Linked DNA regions of Homo sapiens: region 1 is linked to region 2. A link is an interaction called in ENCODE POLR2A ChIA-PET data of the cell type or tissue named here. Cell type or tissue: OCI-LY7. All regions are shown on one strand. Region 1 overlaps LOC105377927 (a long non-coding RNA gene). Region 2 overlaps RTN4IP1 (reticulon 4 interacting protein 1).

What was found. ChIA-PET counts read pairs that join two places held together with the same protein. Peaks named below come from ENCODE experiments on the same cell type or tissue, not always from the same donor. Only the 100,000 strongest peaks of a DNase experiment are listed, where the experiment ranks them.
Region 1: POLR2A ChIA-PET joins it to region 2 with 7 read pairs; 2 of 35 experiments call an interaction of 5 or more read pairs at or near these places.

Annotation. Positions count from the first base shown.
Region 1 is chr6:106,711,691-106,715,690 of GRCh38, reverse strand. It overlaps LOC105377927 (a long non-coding RNA gene), which reads right to left. Exons shown (of 4, transcript XR_942841.3): 3 at 1,604-1,747. Among named protein-coding and RNA genes, the nearest start is that of LINC02526, 18 kb to the right of the region's middle. In OCI-LY7, no CTCF peak of the experiment used is centred here; DNase peaks (open chromatin) are centred at 230 and 2,078; H3K4me3 peaks cover 823 bases; H3K27ac peaks cover 2,512 bases.
Region 2 is chr6:106,579,463-106,583,462 of GRCh38, reverse strand. It overlaps RTN4IP1 (reticulon 4 interacting protein 1), which reads left to right. Exons shown (of 9, transcript NM_032730.5): 8 at 43-135. Among named protein-coding and RNA genes, the nearest start is that of RTN4IP1, 48 kb to the left of the region's middle. RefSeq lists a silencer at 1,982-2,182. In OCI-LY7, no CTCF peak of the experiment used is centred here; no DNase peak of the experiment used is centred here.

The sequences.
Region 1 (4,000 bases), 130 kb before region 2:
GTTAGATTTTCTTAGTTTTTTTTAGAGACTCTGAATTCATTAAACACACACACACACACACACACACACACACACACACACACACACAAAATGAGAAAACCTGCTGCTCATACAAAACAAATCTGAGGGCAGAGTTTTGAAGACTGGCAGTGAATTCATTGAAAAAAACAAAAACAAAAACACAATGAAAAAACCTGCTGCTCATACAAAACAAATCTGAGGGCTGCAGCAGCTCACAGGATGCCAGTGTGTGACGTCTTTCCTAAGTCTTTTAAAAGAGAATTGACATTTTCATTAGACTTGAAATAGGTAAACAGGACAAAGACTCTGGAGTAGCTGCTTACCCCAGTATGGCAGGCCCTGGCAATGCCTCCCCCAGGGATATAAAAACATGGATTTCGCTGGTTGTGGTGGCTCACCCCTGTAATCCCAACACTCTGGGAGGCCTAGTCGGGTGGATCATCTGAGGTCAGGAGTTTGAGACCAGCCTGGCCAACACGGTGAAATCCCGTCTCTACTAAAAATACAAAAAAATTAGCCAGGCATGGTGGTGCACGCCTATAATCCCAGCTACTCAGGAGGCTGAGGCAGGAGAATCGCTTGTATCTGGGAGGCGAAGGTTGCAGTGACCCAAGATCGCGCAATTGCACTCCAGCCTGGGCAAGAGGAGCGAAACTCTGTCTCAAAAAAAACAAAAACAAAAACAAAATCACACATACATACGGATTTGCCCTTCTTGATGGACACAGTTTGAATAAAATATAGTTGCCATACCCTTTCCATTGCAACTAAACATAAAAATACAAGAATATTCAATAAGTCATACACTATGGGATGAAAAGAGCATGTCATAATTAGCTGATTAACCACTGTCATCCTCTTGTCATATGCTGATACATGAGTAATGTATGTTTGGATTATTGATTGCATCCAAGCTAGGATTCCTTTGTGGCATCAGCAGAAGGACACGGTGACCACAGAGGTCCACCTCAAGTTACTACCTTTTGTGAAGTGATAATGGGGTGCACAGCCAGGTGTAATTCAAGCACATCTTCCTACAGGCAGTGGGTGGTTATGGCTGCACTGCTGTCGCTGTATTGCTTGCAGCCTTAATGGGAATCTTTATTGAAACGGAAATCTAATTCCATTTAGGTTAATAATATGCTCACTCAATCTTCCTTCCCAGAACTAGCCTGATCTTTACACCTTCTGAGGGGAAACTGGCAGTGATTCCTCACTGCAGGTGGATATCTCATCAGATAAAGCAGGGTTAGGAAAAATTTACATTTTTACTCCAAGCCATTTTGGTTGCTTTTTTTCATAATGAAAGTGCAGTAACTCTCTCTTATCTCTGCATGCAGTGGTGGTAAAAATGTGTAGGACCACAGTAGTTGGCATTTGTCTCCCAGATAGGCCAGCCTGAAACTTGGGAGTGGAATGAGCTTGTATTCAAGCTGTTGTTAACCAGGACTGTAGCTATTCATTCCAGCTCTACTCTTTTCATCCAGGCTATTGCATGATCAATGGCTATGGGAATAACTTACAGGGCCAAAAGAGGGTTCTGGGAATGTGATAATTTGGATGCAATTTCTATCTTTCCCACCTCCGACTCCAAAAGTTCTTCCTTCTGGACTCAAACAGCTGCTAACTCCTGTGGATGGCTGGGTGCCAGTGAGGCCTCAGGCTTTGGTGGGTTCCAAGCATACAGAATTGTAAGCTTCCTTCTTCCAGTGGGCTGGGCAGGTGCCTAGAGAATAATGTCAAAGGTGAACAAGGGAAGACAGTCAATCCTGAGTGGAGAGGGGCTGTCAGGGCTAATGTCAACACAAGCCTAGTGTGACTGTGCTGGGTTTTCCTAGCTGAAGGGGCCAAGGAGGAGCTGAATGGGAGACTGAGTCCTCTACCTGGAAGCTGGGGCAGTGTGAGAAGTTTGGGGAGTTTCCTACAGGTGATTAGCAGGGGGCTGGCGGCTTCTACAATTCAGTCTGTGGGGACCTTCTGCCACCCATGGGGCTCCCGCCACTTAGAACACACAAGCCACCAAACCCTGAGACCTATGAGCCCACAGAAAAAAATAACAACCCATTTTAAAAAGGGCCAGCAGCCAGAGAGAGAGGAGAATCAGTTAGAAAAGCAGAACACACTCCCAGCAAGCTAAAGCTTGGAGAGGAGTGTCTGAGTCGGGGAGGGGTGGGGATAGGAGCTTAAATGAGAAAATAGCAACTTTTGGTGGGTGGAAGGAGAGGGAGAAATAAGATTCTAAGGGGCTAATGAGGGGAGGAGAGAGAAAGTAAAATGATCCTAAAGCTCTCATCTTGTTAGAGTGAAGGGATCAGGAGGAAGCAGAAGCATCTCAGTGGGGTAAAAGATGAGTATTGGTGAGGATAATAGTGTCTTGTTTTCAAATGCTGGTAGAGGAGTATGTGTCAGAATGCAACCAGGAAAGAATAATTTGTTCAGGCAAGCTAATATAAAGGAAAGAGAGAAAAAAACACTAAAAATAAATTACAGAAAAAGTAAGCTGGGGTGGGCATGGTGGCTCACGCCTGTAATCTTAGCACTTTGGGAGGCCGAGGCGGGTGGATCACTTGAGGTCAGGAGTTCCAGACCAAACTGGCCAACATGGTGAAACCCTATCTCTACTAAAAATACAAAATTAGCCGGGCGTGGTGGTGCATGCCTATAATCCTAGCTACTCAGGAGGCCGAGGCAGGAGAATCGCTTGAACCCAGGAGGCAGAGGTTGCAGTGAGCCGAGATCATGCTACTGCACTCCAGCCTGGGCGGCAGAGTGAGACCTTGTCTCAATTAAAAAAAAAATTAAAAAAAAAGTAAGTTGTAAGAAATAAAATCAAGTACTATATCAGTCACACACAAAATGTGAAGACTAAATTCTTTCTTTAAAAGACAAACTATTCCACTGGATTAAAAAAGCAAAACCTATTTATATAAGAAACACAATTAAAATATAGTAATAAAAAAGGCTGAAAATCAAAGAGTAGGCAAATGCAAACAAAAAGAAAGAAGTAGAAATGTTAATGCCTAGTGGAATTTTAGAAGAAAAGCACTACAAGGGGTGACTATGTAATGATAATATAAGAAATACTATCATTAAGGAAAATATAACAGTGAAAAGCCTTTAGGTACCAAACAATATAGAAGCCAAACCTAAAGCAAAAACAATCAGAAATGCAACAACAACCCAACAAAACTGTACAATGAAGGTGAGGGACTTCAACATATTCTCTCATAAGTGAACAGGTCTAATAGATAAACAATAATTAAGGACAGAAAGGAATTGACTAATATGATCAATAATATTGACTTAATGGCTATATGTAGACATTATATCCCTCAAATAGAGAGTATCATATTTTGCTGTGTTTATGAAACACGAAAAAGAATAAAAAATTCTGTATTTGATCATAAAGAAAATACATTTTTAAAAAGTGAGATCTAGCAGATCACATGATCACAATTCAATGAATTGAGACACAAATAATGTAATTAAAAGATTCTCAATGACATGGAAATTGAGAAATGTGCTACTAGATAGCAGGTGGATCAAAGAGAAAATTTAAAGGAAAATTACAAACTATAAAGCAAGGAAAAGAATAACTTATACCAAACCTATGGGACACAGTGGAGGTTTACTCAGAGGAACGTTTATAGCTTTATATTTTTTTAAGGAAGAAGATGAGAAATAAAGAAACTAAATATTCATCTTAAGATATTAGAAAAAGAGCAATAACCAAAAGGAAAAGGAAATTAACAAAGATAAAATCTTCATAGAAAGCAAACCAAAAAATATATATAGAGAAAGTATAAATCAAAACATGGCTCTTCAAAAAGACTAATAAGATAGATAAATTCCTCAAAAGCCTGATAAGAAAAAGGAGTAAGAAGAAAAATATGAAAGAATTAGAATGAGAAAGGAGATATCATTCAAATAAAGACTAACAAAATCATCAGAGACTACTATAAGAAACTTGGGGCAACAA
Region 2 (4,000 bases):
ATGTTTTTCTGTATTTGACATGTTTTGTTTTCTTCTTTTTAGCATTTCTGGAAAGGAGTCCATTATCGCTGGGCATTTTTCATGGCCAGTGGCCCATGTTTAGATGACATTGCAGAACTGGTGGATGCGGGAAAGGTACGTGCACCTGGAAACCTGGATTGGAAGCCTTTGTATTTCTACAGCACCTCCTGTAGACCTGCCCACTGAGCCTCGTTAGTAGGGACTCTACAGAGGTAGCCTGCTCACCTGACCTTGTGCTGCCTTACATGGCCAAGTTTACATGCTATGTCTTTGGTTCTGTCTCCATGGGAGGCATAGACACAGACTGCTCCATCTGCACAAGAGCTTCTCTCATCTAGTCAAACCGCCTTGGTTTAGTAGATGAAGAGGCGGGCCCAGGGAGGTTATAGGATTCCCCCAAAGACACTTGGTTAGGTCATAGCACAGCTGTGATCTACATTGGGCTGCTAATATTTTATCAGGTCCCCAGGTCTCCTGATTTCTAGGTGGGTATAATAAAATCAAGGGCAAATAAATAGTCCATCTGAGACAGTCAGTGGCCAGGGCTAGGGTGAGTGAGGATTGATGGGGATTTGGGTGAAGACAACTGGCTGGTGTACTCTGCCTACTAGTGTCTGTCCTGCCGTGGACTCTGTGGGAAAGGGGCTGTTGCTTATCATCTGGTCATCGTTTTTTGGATGTCAAAAGGTCTTTCAGGGATTCTGGGGATTGAAAGCCTCCTCAGCTGCCACCTGCTTATTTGGGTTTTTACATGGTCTAAACCACCTTGACATCCCATCTCTAGAGGAATAACCCAGAAGGTGGTATTCTGGTGCTGATATTTTTTATGTTATTGAGAGATTATATGGACTTATAGGATGGAGAACTTTTAGAGGGTTGTGTGAGATCATAGATAGGGTGATTCTCATTTTACAGGTGAAAAAGCCAACTTGCCAAGAAAAAGGGGCATGCTCAAACTTGCAGAAATGGAACCAAAACTCTTGTGCTTTTCCCTCTCCACCTTTCAGCTGTATTCTTAGTGCTTGAAGCTGATTTGAGACTTCAGCATACATTGTCTTATCTTTGTCACTTTGCAGTGGGCAGGGACTGGAGTTAGAGCAGGCTAGCATTAGCATTGTGTGAACCACTCTGAGACACTTGGACAGAGCCCCTGGAGGTGGGCTTTCTTATTCTGGCCCCTGCTCCTTGCTGGCATATTTCATCTTTCCGTTTCGATTTTGGAAAGGAATATTTTTGGGAACTAATGGCTGCTTTTTATGTATTTAAGGTTTTTCTTCTTTCACAGCCAAGGAACTATATAAGAGGATGGCCTGTTATTATTTCCCAAATATTTGGGTTCCAGGCTTATGTGTCTTTTCATGGACTTCTAAGTTTTGGTGTGTTCTGATAGGGACAGGGGCTCAGTGTTATTGTGACTGTGTAACTCCTCCTTTGTGGGGTTCTCCCACATCCCACAGGAATGCTTATTTTATTTCTAGGAAGAAGAGAATGAAGTATCATCAAGTAAGTGCTTCATGTGGTTGGAACCCTATTATTAGAGAGGTCTTTGTCCTCTAGAAGTCCACGATTGTGCTTGTCCTGCTATCTGCTCCAGGCTGTCCACATGCTTACCACTGCTCTTTTGTATTCAAAATATTGTGACTCTCTCTCTGCCTGGAAATTACTGTTTACCCAACAGAGATGAGAGGTGACTTGTATATATCTACCTATTACATTTGGCAGATAACTGGTAATGGCTAAAATAGGACATGATAAACAACAACAAAAAAAGATGTCCTTGAAGTATTCTCCAAGGAGGTTGAGTGAGCAAATGTGCCTTGTGCTTTGATTCTCCTCTCCTGCACAAGCTGTTTGGGCTTGGGAGTCATTTCTGGCAATGAGGGGTTCTGGGACTGTGAAGTTGGTATGTGGCACTGGATGCCTTGATGAGGCCAGCTCTCTTGTCGTGTCCTTGCTTCTGTGTGGATGTGAGAGGTCATTGCCTTTTTATCCTGGGAAATTAGAAGGAATGACACAGCAGATCTTACTTATGTGTTGTGTGGTTGGTAGAGATTTGTTAAATTGGAGGAGGACATTTAAATTCTTCCAAGCTTTGGCTGAGCGCTTCATGATTCTCATTAGCAGGTAACTGTTAGAAAAGCTACAGTTGTTTTTTGATCGTGAAAAGCTGTGAAACAACAGAGCCAACTCTTTTAAAATACTTGAACTTTGAAAAAATACATTCATAAGGTTCAAAAACCCTAAAGATGGAAAAAGTTATTTCAAGAAGTCTTCTTTTGACTGCTATATCTCAGTCACTGAGATTCTGCTTGTCAGATGCAACCAATATTACTAGTTTCTTGGGTATTCCAAAGATACTCTATCAAAACAGGAAAAATAATTTTTTTCCTCTCTCTCTCTTCTTTCTCTCCTAACAAAATGGATAACATACTGTGCTGCAACCTGCTTTTTTTTTTTTTTTAACAGCATATGTTCAAATTTGTTTTATGTCAGGATATAAAAGCTTTCTCATTCCTTTTTTGTTAACAGCTACATAGTATTTGTATGGGTGTACCATAATTTGTTTAATTTCAGTCTTTTGCAAACAGTGCTTCAGTGGATAACCCAATATTTATGTTTAGTACCTAATTGTATATATAACCATTTCTGTTTATGGAAATGGAATTGCTGAGTCAAAAGAGATATGCATTTATAATTTTGATCGTTTTTTTTTTTTTTTCTTTGAGACAGAGTCTTGCTCTGTCGCCGAGGCTGGAGTGCAGTGGTGTGATCTCAGCTCACTGCAACCTCCACTTCCCGGGTACAAGCGATTCTCCTGCCTCAGCCTCCTGAGTAGCTGGGATTACAGGTGCCCACCACCACACCTGGCTAATTTTTGTATTTTTAGTAGAGATGGGGTTTCGCCCTGTTGGCTGTACTGGTCTTGAACTCCTGACCTCAGATGATCCACCTGCCTTGGCCTCCCAAAGTGCTGGGATTACAGACATGAGCCACTGCACTTAGCCTTTAATAGATATTAAAATAGACAGCTTTTGAAAATCTAGTATATATATTTAGTGTCTGGAATTTATCTTGTGGCCTACCTTCTAGGCCCCTTCTCTCTTTACTTACCCATTATCTTACCCTCTGAACCATTTTACTTCATTAGAGACTTGTTTTTAAGAATGTGAAGAAGGTCTGGTTACTGGTCACTTGTGATTTAAACTATCTTTTTTTTTTTTTTTTTTTGAGACAGAGTCTTGCTCTGTCGCCCAGGCTGGAGTGCAGTGGCGCGATCTCAGCTCACTGCAAGCTCCGCCTCCCGGGTTCACACCATTCTCCTGCCTCAGCCTTCCAAGTAGCTGGGACTACAGGCGCCCGCCACCATGCCCGGCTAATTTTTTGTATCTTTAGTAGAGATGGGGTTTCACCGTGTTAGCCAGGATGGTTTCGATTTCCTGACCTCATGATCCACCCACTTCAGCCTCCCAAAGTGTTGGGATTACAGGCGTGAGCCACTGCGCCCGGCCTAAACTATCTTAATATCTGAGCTGGGCGTGGTGGCTCATGCCTGTGATCCCAGCTACTTAAAAGTTTGAGGTGGGAGGATCGCTTGGGCCCAGGAGTTCAAGACCAGCCTGGGCAACATAGGGCAATCCCATCTCAAGGAAAAAAAAAAAAGAATCTGGATTAATGAGTATTACTGATAGAGTCTAAATTCTGCTTGTTAGCCCTGCATGCCCCAGTAAAAATGGAGAAGCCACCGAGTTAATATCCACAATAATGAGCACTCTCTGTCAATCTGTTAATAGCATTGTCCTTCTACCTTCTTTATGAACAACAACCCTACCTTTGCTTTCTCCCAGTGCAGCACTCAGTAAATGTTTTGGTTTCCTGCCTTTAATGTGCTCACTATTGTCAGGCTCAAAAGTGAAGAGGAGCTGAAATTTCCTAAATATGTGGTGACCTCACAGTCTGTTTTTCCTGGAGATCCAGTCTT